3 separate regions of the Homo sapiens genome follow, and regions 1 and 2 are each linked to region 3. Evidence: chromatin contacts called from ENCODE Hi-C or POLR2A ChIA-PET data. All regions are on one chromosome and are shown on one strand. The core of a region is the stretch at or near the end of the contact, and the rest is flanking DNA. Distances in the headings are between cores, read along the strand shown. Region 1 overlaps MSI2 (musashi RNA binding protein 2). Region 2 overlaps MSI2 (musashi RNA binding protein 2). Region 3 overlaps MSI2 (musashi RNA binding protein 2).

Evidence for each region. A loop is a pair of places that touch in the nucleus more often than their neighbours do. ChIA-PET counts read pairs that join two places held with the same protein, here RNA polymerase II (POLR2A). Pooled maps may share reads with other maps.
Region 1: a loop to region 3 is called in a pooled map, with 2.2 times the contacts of the local background. The contact joins two enhancer-like sites. A Hi-C loop is called at or near these places in 1 of 168 maps with a recorded cell type or tissue (transverse colon) and 4 of 50 pooled maps. POLR2A ChIA-PET finds 5 or more read pairs at or near these places in 2 of 52 experiments (A549 and naive thymus-derived CD4-positive, alpha-beta T cell).
Region 2: a loop to region 3 is called in a pooled map, with 2.1 times the contacts of the local background. The contact joins two enhancer-like sites. A Hi-C loop is called at or near these places in 2 of 168 maps with a recorded cell type or tissue (aorta and transverse colon) and 2 of 50 pooled maps. POLR2A ChIA-PET finds 5 or more read pairs at or near these places in 2 of 52 experiments (GM12878 and WTC11).

Annotation. Positions count from the first base shown.
Region 1 is chr17:57,439,253-57,442,402 of GRCh38, reverse strand. All of the region lies in intron 6 of MSI2 (musashi RNA binding protein 2), which reads right to left. Among named protein-coding and RNA genes, the nearest start is that of MSI2-AS1, 170 kb to the left of the region's middle. RefSeq lists an enhancer at 1,145-1,204 and a silencer at 1,615-1,674. Within about 2 kb of position 1,787, at least 24 of the 41 ENCODE cell types and tissues checked have a DNase peak (open chromatin) inside an H3K27ac peak, as active enhancers do.
Region 2 is chr17:57,421,058-57,424,161 of GRCh38, reverse strand. All of the region lies in intron 6 of MSI2 (musashi RNA binding protein 2), which reads right to left. Among named protein-coding and RNA genes, the nearest start is that of MSI2, 170 kb to the right of the region's middle. RefSeq lists a silencer at 1,168-1,368 and an enhancer at 1,218-1,397. Within about 2 kb of position 1,266, at least 10 of the 41 ENCODE cell types and tissues checked have a DNase peak (open chromatin) inside an H3K27ac peak, as active enhancers do; they include GM12878, where a contact is called at or near this core.
Region 3 is chr17:57,337,360-57,340,303 of GRCh38, reverse strand. All of the region lies in intron 5 of MSI2 (musashi RNA binding protein 2), which reads right to left. Among named protein-coding and RNA genes, the nearest start is that of MSI2, 82 kb to the right of the region's middle. RefSeq lists an enhancer at 1,520-1,669 and a silencer at 1,571-1,738. Within about 2 kb of position 1,588, at least 3 of the 41 ENCODE cell types and tissues checked have a DNase peak (open chromatin) inside an H3K27ac peak, as active enhancers do; they include GM12878, where a contact is called at or near this core.

The DNA.
Region 1 (3,150 bases), core at 538-3,037, 100 kb before region 3:
GAGGTTGTTTATGCTTAAAAACCAAGAAGGCAAATGTCTCTAGAAGGTTTATAAAAATCAGCTGTGTTGGCCAGGCGCAGTGGCTCACGCCTGTAATCCCAGCACTTTGGGAGGCTGAGGCGGGCAGATCACAAGGTCAAGAGATAGAGACCATCCTGGCCAACACGGTGAAACCCCGTCTCAACTAAAAATACAAAAATTAGCCGGGCGTGGTGGCACGCGCCTGTAGTCCCAGCTACTTGGGAGGCTGAGGCAGGAGAATCGCTTGAACCCGGGAGGTGGAGGACCCAGTGAGCCGAGATCGCACCACTGCACTCCAGCCTGGAGACAGAGCAAGACTCTGTCTCAAAAAAAAAAAAAATCAGCTGTGTTGATGTACAGGACCATGAACCCACGCGGAGGCCAGTTTAAATGTACAGCCAAGCAAGGGAGGTCTCCAGGGTGAAGGGAAGAATGCCTCCCTGAGATCCCTTCACCCTTCTGTCCTCCCCATGAAGCTACAATTATGAAATAAATAGTGAAATAATAATGAAAGAAACCCCTGCAGGCATCATCTTTGCCTAAAACAATGACTACTATTGCTACACACCTACTGTGTGCCAGGCAACATGCTTTAAGTACTTCCCATATGGCAATTAATCTACATAATGTCCCTTATGAGGCTGAAATTACATGCATAAGTTTAAATAACAACGAAAAGGAAGAAAGAAAGCACAGAATCAGGCTGAGAGAAAAGGGAAAAGAAAGGGACCCTGGTGAGAGATGCCTTCTGTGCTGGACCTCACAGAGGGACTTTGTCTTATAGGGTCCTGTCTTCCTAAAACAAAGTCTCCAAGAAGTTCAGAGATTTACAACATTATTGAGTCCTGAAGCTGCGATTCAAAACCCAGTTCCAGCTGAGTGCAGAGGTCTGTCTATATGCCAATGATACTTTCATACTTCTTGAAAAAAAATCTACCTCCCAGCAGTGAAAACCAGCCAGCCCAGCTGGTTGCAGGGTGGTGAGGTGACAGAGCAGGCAGTGTGTAGGGCATGGGGACACCTCCCAAGGGATTTAGGAGAGGCAAGAGGGGTGGACCAGAGTTCATACAAGCTATTCAAGAGCCTCAGGGCAGCAATTTAGCACCAAATGCATGAAAAAGAGTCAGCCCTGGGCCTTGGAGGGAGTGGAACCTCTCCCTCTCCTTGGTCAGCCATCTTGTCCTCATGAGTCACCAGGCCCAGGCAAGGGTGTGGGTGGTTCTGCAAACCCGTCCCCGTCAATGGAAACAGAATACAAAGACTTCATCCTCACATTAGTGGGTTACCAGCGTCACTGCCTCCTACAAAGCGCTGCCTGAAAACATCCGTCTCCAGCACGACCAGGTCCCTGCAGCCCTGGGAGAGCGGCAGGGGGCAGTGTTGACAGGAGCAAGCTGGCCAGAGCTACAGCTCCCACCCGGGATGGCCCCTGACCCGAGGCCTCCTCTGAGCCCAAGGGAACCCCTCTGGCCTAGTTTCCTCAGGAGTAAAAAGAGATAGTCCAGGTCTACTCCCTCAAACGTTTCTGTGGCTTAAAATACCAGAAACACCAACATCCCAGGCATAAATAAGGGTACCTGTGGCCTCTTGGCGGACCAGAGGACCAGGGCAAAACCTGCTTCCCCACCTCCTCAGTCCTTACCCTGCACGCCAGGAAATCACATCCACACCCATGCACAGGGGCACATAAATGAACAAACCCACGCTCAGACTCAGTACACAGAGTATGTGAGCCTGCACAGACTGCCATTCATTCAAGTCCCATGGCAGCCTGCCAAATTATAAATAGCCCAGCTCGTTTTTAAGATGACCAGCGTTCAGCAAAGCCCTCTGGCCTTCAGCAGTATATGAGCCTCCTCTTAACCTCTTTTAGCTAGATGCTCAACAAGGAATCCAGTCTGACCCAGCCACGCTACACACACACACACACACACACACACACACACACACACACACACACACACACACGGATAACAAACCCCAGGTAAGACTGTCTGATAAACAGCATCTGACTGATGCTAAGCCCACAGATACGGGGTCCAAAAGGGTATCCAAGTCACAAGAATGACAAACACAAAGCTATTTCAAAGGGAATGAGGGGCACGGCTTCCTGTGCCCCAGCAAGCTCTCAGCAGGCAGACCCAGCTGGCCACCCAGTTCACTTCTCAGACCTCTATTAGAGCACAGGGCACCCATCGCTGCCTCCTCAGCTCACAGTTCAGAACAAGCCCTGCCTCCCCACCCTTTCAAGCACAGTTCAAACTGCCTTGCATGGCTTCTAGGTCAAAACACCACAAGTGACTGGTGGTTTGAAATAAACAGCTAACTCTGGGGAGACCAAACAGTGGAGATAGATCACTCAGCCTCACCCTAAGCTATAATCAAAGAGATAACCATTGGTATTGAATCTTAGCTAGAACAGACCCCCCCTCTTATCCCACCCCAAGCATCACAGACAGAAGTTTCCAATGAGGAATTTCTCAATTCTCTTCATTGTTTCAATTTTCCCCTCTGGCCCTCACACACTATCCCAAGACTTCGGGCCATCCGCTAAGAATCCTGGAAATGTATTCACTTATCAGATTCTTAGGAAATAGTCCAAAGTCTGAGCCTTCTACTATGCTGTGAGCTCCTTCTCTACTAAAAATACAAAAAATTAGTTGGGCAAGGTGGCGCACGCCTGTAATCCCAGCTACTCAGGAGGCTGAGGCAGGAGAATCACTTGAACCCGGGAGGCAGAGGTTGCAGTGAGCCAAGATCGTGCCACTGCACTCCAGCCTGAGCGACAGAGCGAGAGATGCCACCAAAAAAAAAAAAAAAAAGACAAAGCCTATCTCCCCAGTGCCTGGCACAGGACCTGCAATGCCATCCTCCATCTAATGAATGAAAGTCACCTCAAGGGAGGTCCCTGTGGGATGTTGATGAAGGCTTGGGTTGACCCAACTCTCTGCCCGCAAATATCTAATCTCTACCAACAGCCAAGGAAGTGCTTTCTGCAGAGTCCTCCTCGTCCTCTAAATCAGGTGAGGCCATAGTTTGACTACGACATGCCACAACCAGGTTGAGTGCAAATCCTCATCCAGACCTACAAATACCTCTCAGCCTCCAACCTGTAAAATCCCATGAATC
Region 2 (3,104 bases), core at 17-2,516, 84 kb before region 3:
TTTCCAGGTAATAACAAGCTCTGAGAACATTCGGAGAGTTCAGGGTTCATGCTGCCCCAAAGGATCTCTGAGAAGAACCAGCCCTCCACACAACCAGCTGGAACATCACAGTGATTGCCCCTGCAGGAGATGTATATAATAAAAATTGAATGCTGCAGCATGAACTTCATACATACTTGTCCTCTTGGTTTATTCATCAGAAATAATTATCTGTGCTTGCTTTCACAAGAGCACATATTTTATAGGGTACATTAAAATTTAATGGATTTTTAATAATATTGTAACTACCGCAAGAGAAAAACTGGAAAAAGCTGCGCCACATGTCTTTGTGGCATTTTGGTGGTTTGGCTCCAGCTTCGCAAAGAAAGAACTCATTTGGTGAGGAGGGGCGGGCAGGAGAGAGTGAAGAACCCATGCAAAACGCTGGGTGGGTATGAAAAATTTTATATTTGACTACTGGCATGAGAGATCTGTGCTGAGGGAGGGAAGTCAAGAAGGAAAGATGACAAATCAACAGGCATACTTTAACAAATGGCAAATTATGCTGGACTTAACCTGACTTTGGGCAACTTGGGATGTAGCTCAGAACAGAAGGAGGATGGTGATGGTGATCCACGCAACAGACACTTCAATTGTGGAAAGGCATGAGCAGGCGCTGGCCAACAGAATAGAATGCAGCTACAGGGCTGGAAGAGATCTGAAATCTCATCCAATGTCTACAAAGCCGAAATTTGTAGAAAAGATAGCCAAGGCCCAGAGAAGTAAGACGAGGCCCAAGATCACAAAGGAAATTAGCAGGTCTTTACATTTCTGTCGGGCTTCTTCTATTACTGTGTGTGGCCCAGGTTAAAAGCATATACTTAAATCTAACTCGAATGGCGAAGATAATGTTCTCAAGTCTTTAATAAACTGCTGGGTTGCAAGCTGCACATTTTTAGCCATTTCTGGGAAATTTAATTCCATTAATTTTCATAAGCCATCCCATGGTTTTTATTTTGATATGCATCACAAAAGATCACTCTATTTTAACTTTTTGGGAAAAGTTTTTTCTCTCCCTATGGGACTCGAACCCACATATCTGAAGGACTCATTAAAGAATAGAGTCCTATCTAGAGGCCAAGATGAGGTGGCCCCTTTAGTTCCTCATAGAAGGCTGCTATACACGCACCCAGTACAGTCATCTGGAGCCTCCTGAAGTGTCACCAGTCCAGAGACCAGTGTCTATTTCTGGACAAAGAAAGAAACCCATGGTGCCCTGCCACCAATGATGCATCCACAGCCAGGCTGACTCACCCATTCGTAAGTGCACTGCCAAAAATAACACCTTGCCAAAATTACGTTGCCTAATCTTTGACAAAGTAATATCCAAATTAAAATGAAAAAAAGGCTTAAATGTCAAGTGATGATGGTGATTTACGCTGTACTGATTTATATAATGCGCCACATCTCAGATGGGCCAATTTTTCCATGACATCAAAGCAGACCACGAGCAGGGTTAGCGGTGACAATGATGGCTGGAGAATGAGCATGGGTCTGGAGTTTGCTAGCCCTGGACTGAGCGCTCTCTCTGTCCCTTGGCAGCTTTGTGCCATTGGGCATGTACTTTCCTGTCCCGGACCCTCATTTTCCTCACCTGTGACAAGACAAAAGAATACCTACCTCACAGGGAGACTGTAAGAATTACCCATTTATCTTTTTTTTTGAGGCTGAGTCTCACTCTGTCACCCAGGCTGGAGTGCAGTGGTGCGATCTCAGCTCACTGCAACCTCCGTCTCCTGGGTTCAAGTGATTCTTCTGCCTCAGCCTCCTGAGTAGCTGAGACTACGGGCACCTGCCATCATGCTCGGATAATTTTTGTATTTTTAGTAGAGATGGGGTTTCACCATATTGGCCAGGCTGGTCTCGAATTCGTGATCTCATGATCCGCCCTCCTCAGCCTCCCAAAGTGCTAGGATTACAGGCGTGAGCCACCGCACCTGGCCCCATTTATCTACTAATAAAAGCAGTTCGTGTAGTACCTAGTACACAGTGGAGATGCAATTAATGAGAGTTATTATTTAAAATACCTGGTATTTACTATCACTAAATACGATTTGAGTGGATTGATAGTTCCTTTCAATTTTCATATGTAGAACTATAATTGTAAAGCTGTGTAACATTTGATAGTATTAAATATTAAACCACTGTGTAATTAAAGCCCAAAATGTCAAACACTGCAGCATAAACTACCTGACAGGCCTCCAAATGCCCTTTCACCAAGGTGTGATTTCTATTTATTTTGCTTTGTTGTTATTTTTGTGGTTTTGAGATGAAGCCTCACTCTGTTGCCCAGGCTGGAGTGCAGTGGTACAATCATAGCTCACTGCAGCCTCGAACTCCTGGGCTCAAGCGACCCTCCTGCTTTAGCCTCCCATGTAGCTAGGAGTACAGGCACATTTTTTGTACAGATAGGGTCTCACTATGTGACCCACACTGGTCTCAAACTTCTGGCCTCAAGCGATCCTCCCCACCTCGGCCTTCCAAAGTCTTGGGATTATAGGCTTGAGCCACTGCACCAGGACTATTTATTTTGTCTCAGTAAAAGTATACTGTGCCTGAGGAGAAGGAGGAGGAGGAGGAGAATGAATGGGGAGGAGGGACAGAGGGAGAGAGGCAGAGAGGAAGTCCACCAGTAGTCTAGAAGGTTCTACATTCCCAGGCCTTGTCTCTTACTGTTGCCACCTTCAGGAAAAACCTCTCCTTCTGATCTACTCCGTCCTGTGCAAGCATCAGGCCTTCCACACGCCCCATGTTCACGCCCTACATACACACACAAGCTGTAACTATCTACAGCTGGAGATACTCCGTCAAAGTAATCACATGACCTCTCAGTGTCAACATGCGCTTTGACAGAGGGTGAGGGGACTGCCACGGGGCCATTAAGCGTGGACATTAAAAGCGCTGATGGAGCCAAAACACATTAACCTGTGGAGGAAGCCAGGCTATCAGCTGCAGCTCCACCGACATCATAAAAAGTAAAGAGGCCTCAGTAAGGGAACCAATATTACAGCCATTGATATAAATTATACCTCAGAACAGGGGAGAAGGGGGTGGGGTATAAAAAT
Region 3 (2,944 bases), core at 339-2,838:
GGTTAAGGCAGTGCAGTGTAGTGGCTGGGAGGAGGTGCGTCTGGAGGCCGACTCCTTGGGTTTGCACAATGGCCCATCACTTACTAGCTCCATGGATCTGAGCCTCTTTGAAGCCTAGTAAGGTAAGAATAATACCTTTCTCAGAGGGCTACTGTGAGGACTAAATGAGACATCATGGAGTTAAGGTAAGCCAACCTAGGGCAAATGGTCAAGAAATGTTAGTCAGTATCACTCAAGGTCAACAAGCTAGGAAGGGCTGGAACCCACACTTGAGCCCAGGTGGGCTGAATTCCAACACCTCTGCTGCCCAGTTTTGGGCAGGCTCACAACTTTATAGCAGTCAGTTCCATTCCCGGTCACTGATGAGCTTCTGAGGGACCGCCACACTGGAGGCCAGGGACCTTGGGGAATCCATCTCAGCTGGGAAAATGGTTTTCCAGGAGGCCATGGCCCAGAATACACCCTAAGCACAGACCATGGGAAGCTGGAAAAGTTTCTGGGAGTCAGGAGACCCAAAGGTCCTCAACTGGTGATGGAGACTCACGGGTGGAGACACAGAAGCAGCCCTACCAATGACTGATCACAGGAAGGCAACAGTTCACCCACTGCAAACGTGCATGAGCATCTTTCCTTGGAGAGAAAATGTCCCAAAGAATGAAAAATGGATATACTGTCATCATGGCAGGGTGTGAAACGAAAGGCTGAGAAGTTAGAAACACCAGGAGCATGGCAAACGGGACTCAACCCCTTGCACACAGACCATCATCCACGACAGCAGGGCAAGTCCGTGCCACAGGGAGGGGGCCCGAGGGAGGGAGGAGCAGCCCAAACCAACGCTGCCAGTTCTTCAACCAGAAGAGAAAGCATCACGCAAGTGGAGGCAGGAGCTGAAGGATGGTCAGTGCAGATCAAACAGAAGACAATGGAAATGGCTTTGACTTTCTTAAGCGTGCATGCAAGAATGAAACACTTGGAAACCGAGTTGGCTTTTAAGACAATCCTGAATCAATCCGTGAGACGATGATCTAAATATGCCGACCCCCTGGAGGCTGCCCAAACGCGAAGCCACCACTCACCCTCTGCTCAGTGAAACCGGGTGGTGCCTCGCGGGCTGCTTGCCTTTCCCAGGAGCTCCTGTGTGATGGACAGTTCTAAGGAATACCCTATAATCTGCATTTATGCCATTTGTCTCTTTGATACAAAAAATACAGATATTTGCGTCATTTATTTTAACGTCCGTGATTTTCTTTTGAAAGCCACAAAGAGAAAGAAAAGTCTGATCCCCTCTCCCCCACCACTTCTTTAGATGCCTGAAAACTTAAGCCTGGCACCCCTGACAAGCCAAATTGATCTGGAAAGCCTCTTCAGAGAGGCCAGTTGCATTAAAAGAACAAATAAAGGACTCTCCTTGCAAAGGAGACAAGGAAGACAAAGGGGAACTCAGGGGTGGGGCCCTTCCCCATCTCGGCAGCCCCTGTAGGTGAAGACAGGGAGGCAGGGCAGTCCCTGCGTGAGCTGCTCATGCCACATTATCTGCTTTGTGGTAGAACTCAAACCACAGCCTTGAATAAAAAGCCATAGCAGGGACCAAAATGAGGAAGAGAGGTTTTCAGCACCAACAAGATGGAGAGGCTGACAGGCAGGCACAGCTCCCCGGGTCAGTGAATTAACACCAGCCCGCTCCTCCAGGCAGAGACCCGGCTACGAGTTATGCAGCCTTCAGGGTCCCCAAGCAACTGGGATGCAACAAGTCTGCGTGGGGCCTGCCAAGCTCCTTATTCTTTATTTATGGTCTCATGGACAGAGACCGCAGAGATTATGGTCTCAGGCAGAGACTGCAGTGAGCCTAGATCGTGCCATTGCACGCCAGCCTTGGGCGACAGAGCAAGACTGTCTCAAAAAATAAAATAAAACAGGCCAGTGCAGTGGTTCATGCCTGTAATCCCAGCACTTCGGGGGGCCAAGGTGGGTGGGTTATTTGAGGTCAGGAGTTCGGGACCAGCCTGGCCAACATGGTGAAACCCCATCTCTACTAAAAATACAGAAATTTAGCTGGGCATAGTGGCGCACACCTGTAATCCCAGCTACTCAGGAGGCTGAGGAGGAGGATTTCCTAAACCCAGGAGGTGGAGGTTGTAGTGAGCCGAGATCACGCCACTGCATTCCAACCTGGGCGACAGAGAGAGACTCTGTCTCAAAAATAAATAAAAAACAAAATAAAACCCATACAAATCTCGTCCTTGGCGGTAAGGTATATTTAAAACGTATCTGTATTTTACATTGAGATGAGAGAACGTTACACACCAATTAAAAATCATGTTTTTACAACCATCTAGTAACACGTGAAAATTATTACTAAGTACTAGTAAATGCAAAAGCACATACACATGCACACAACACAGCGTGATTCTAATTCTGGGTTCTTTTCCAATTCTGTTTTTAAATACGTATGCACACAAAAATGATAATATACCAAAACATTCATTTATTTGCACTTTTCTATATGTTTTGAATCTTCTGTAAGGAGCATGCATTCATTTTCTAATTAAAAAATAAATATGAACAACCTTTCCTTCTGAAAAGCAAGCAGCCGCTGTTTTGGCTTGGCAAAAGACCAATTCATGATGTGAAGAAGGAGCCCCCAGCCCGAGTCACCGTCCAGCTAAGGACTCGACCGTGGTGCCAAGAGCAGCGCTTGTTGCCAAGGTGGTAAACACGACAGGGACAGCCGCCAGGGATTCTCACTGCCCCTGAGACCCAGGCTAGCCAGCGACACAGAGACAACAGCCTTCCCAGAGGAGAGAGCCCAGCCTCTGAGACACCCAGCCGTGAAGGCTAGAGGCCGAGAAAGTGGAGAGAAAATGAGTCTCAGAGACAATCAGATGGTTTTAAAGCTGTGAGTATTCGCATGGACCACACCAATGCCATCAGACAGTGGAAGTAA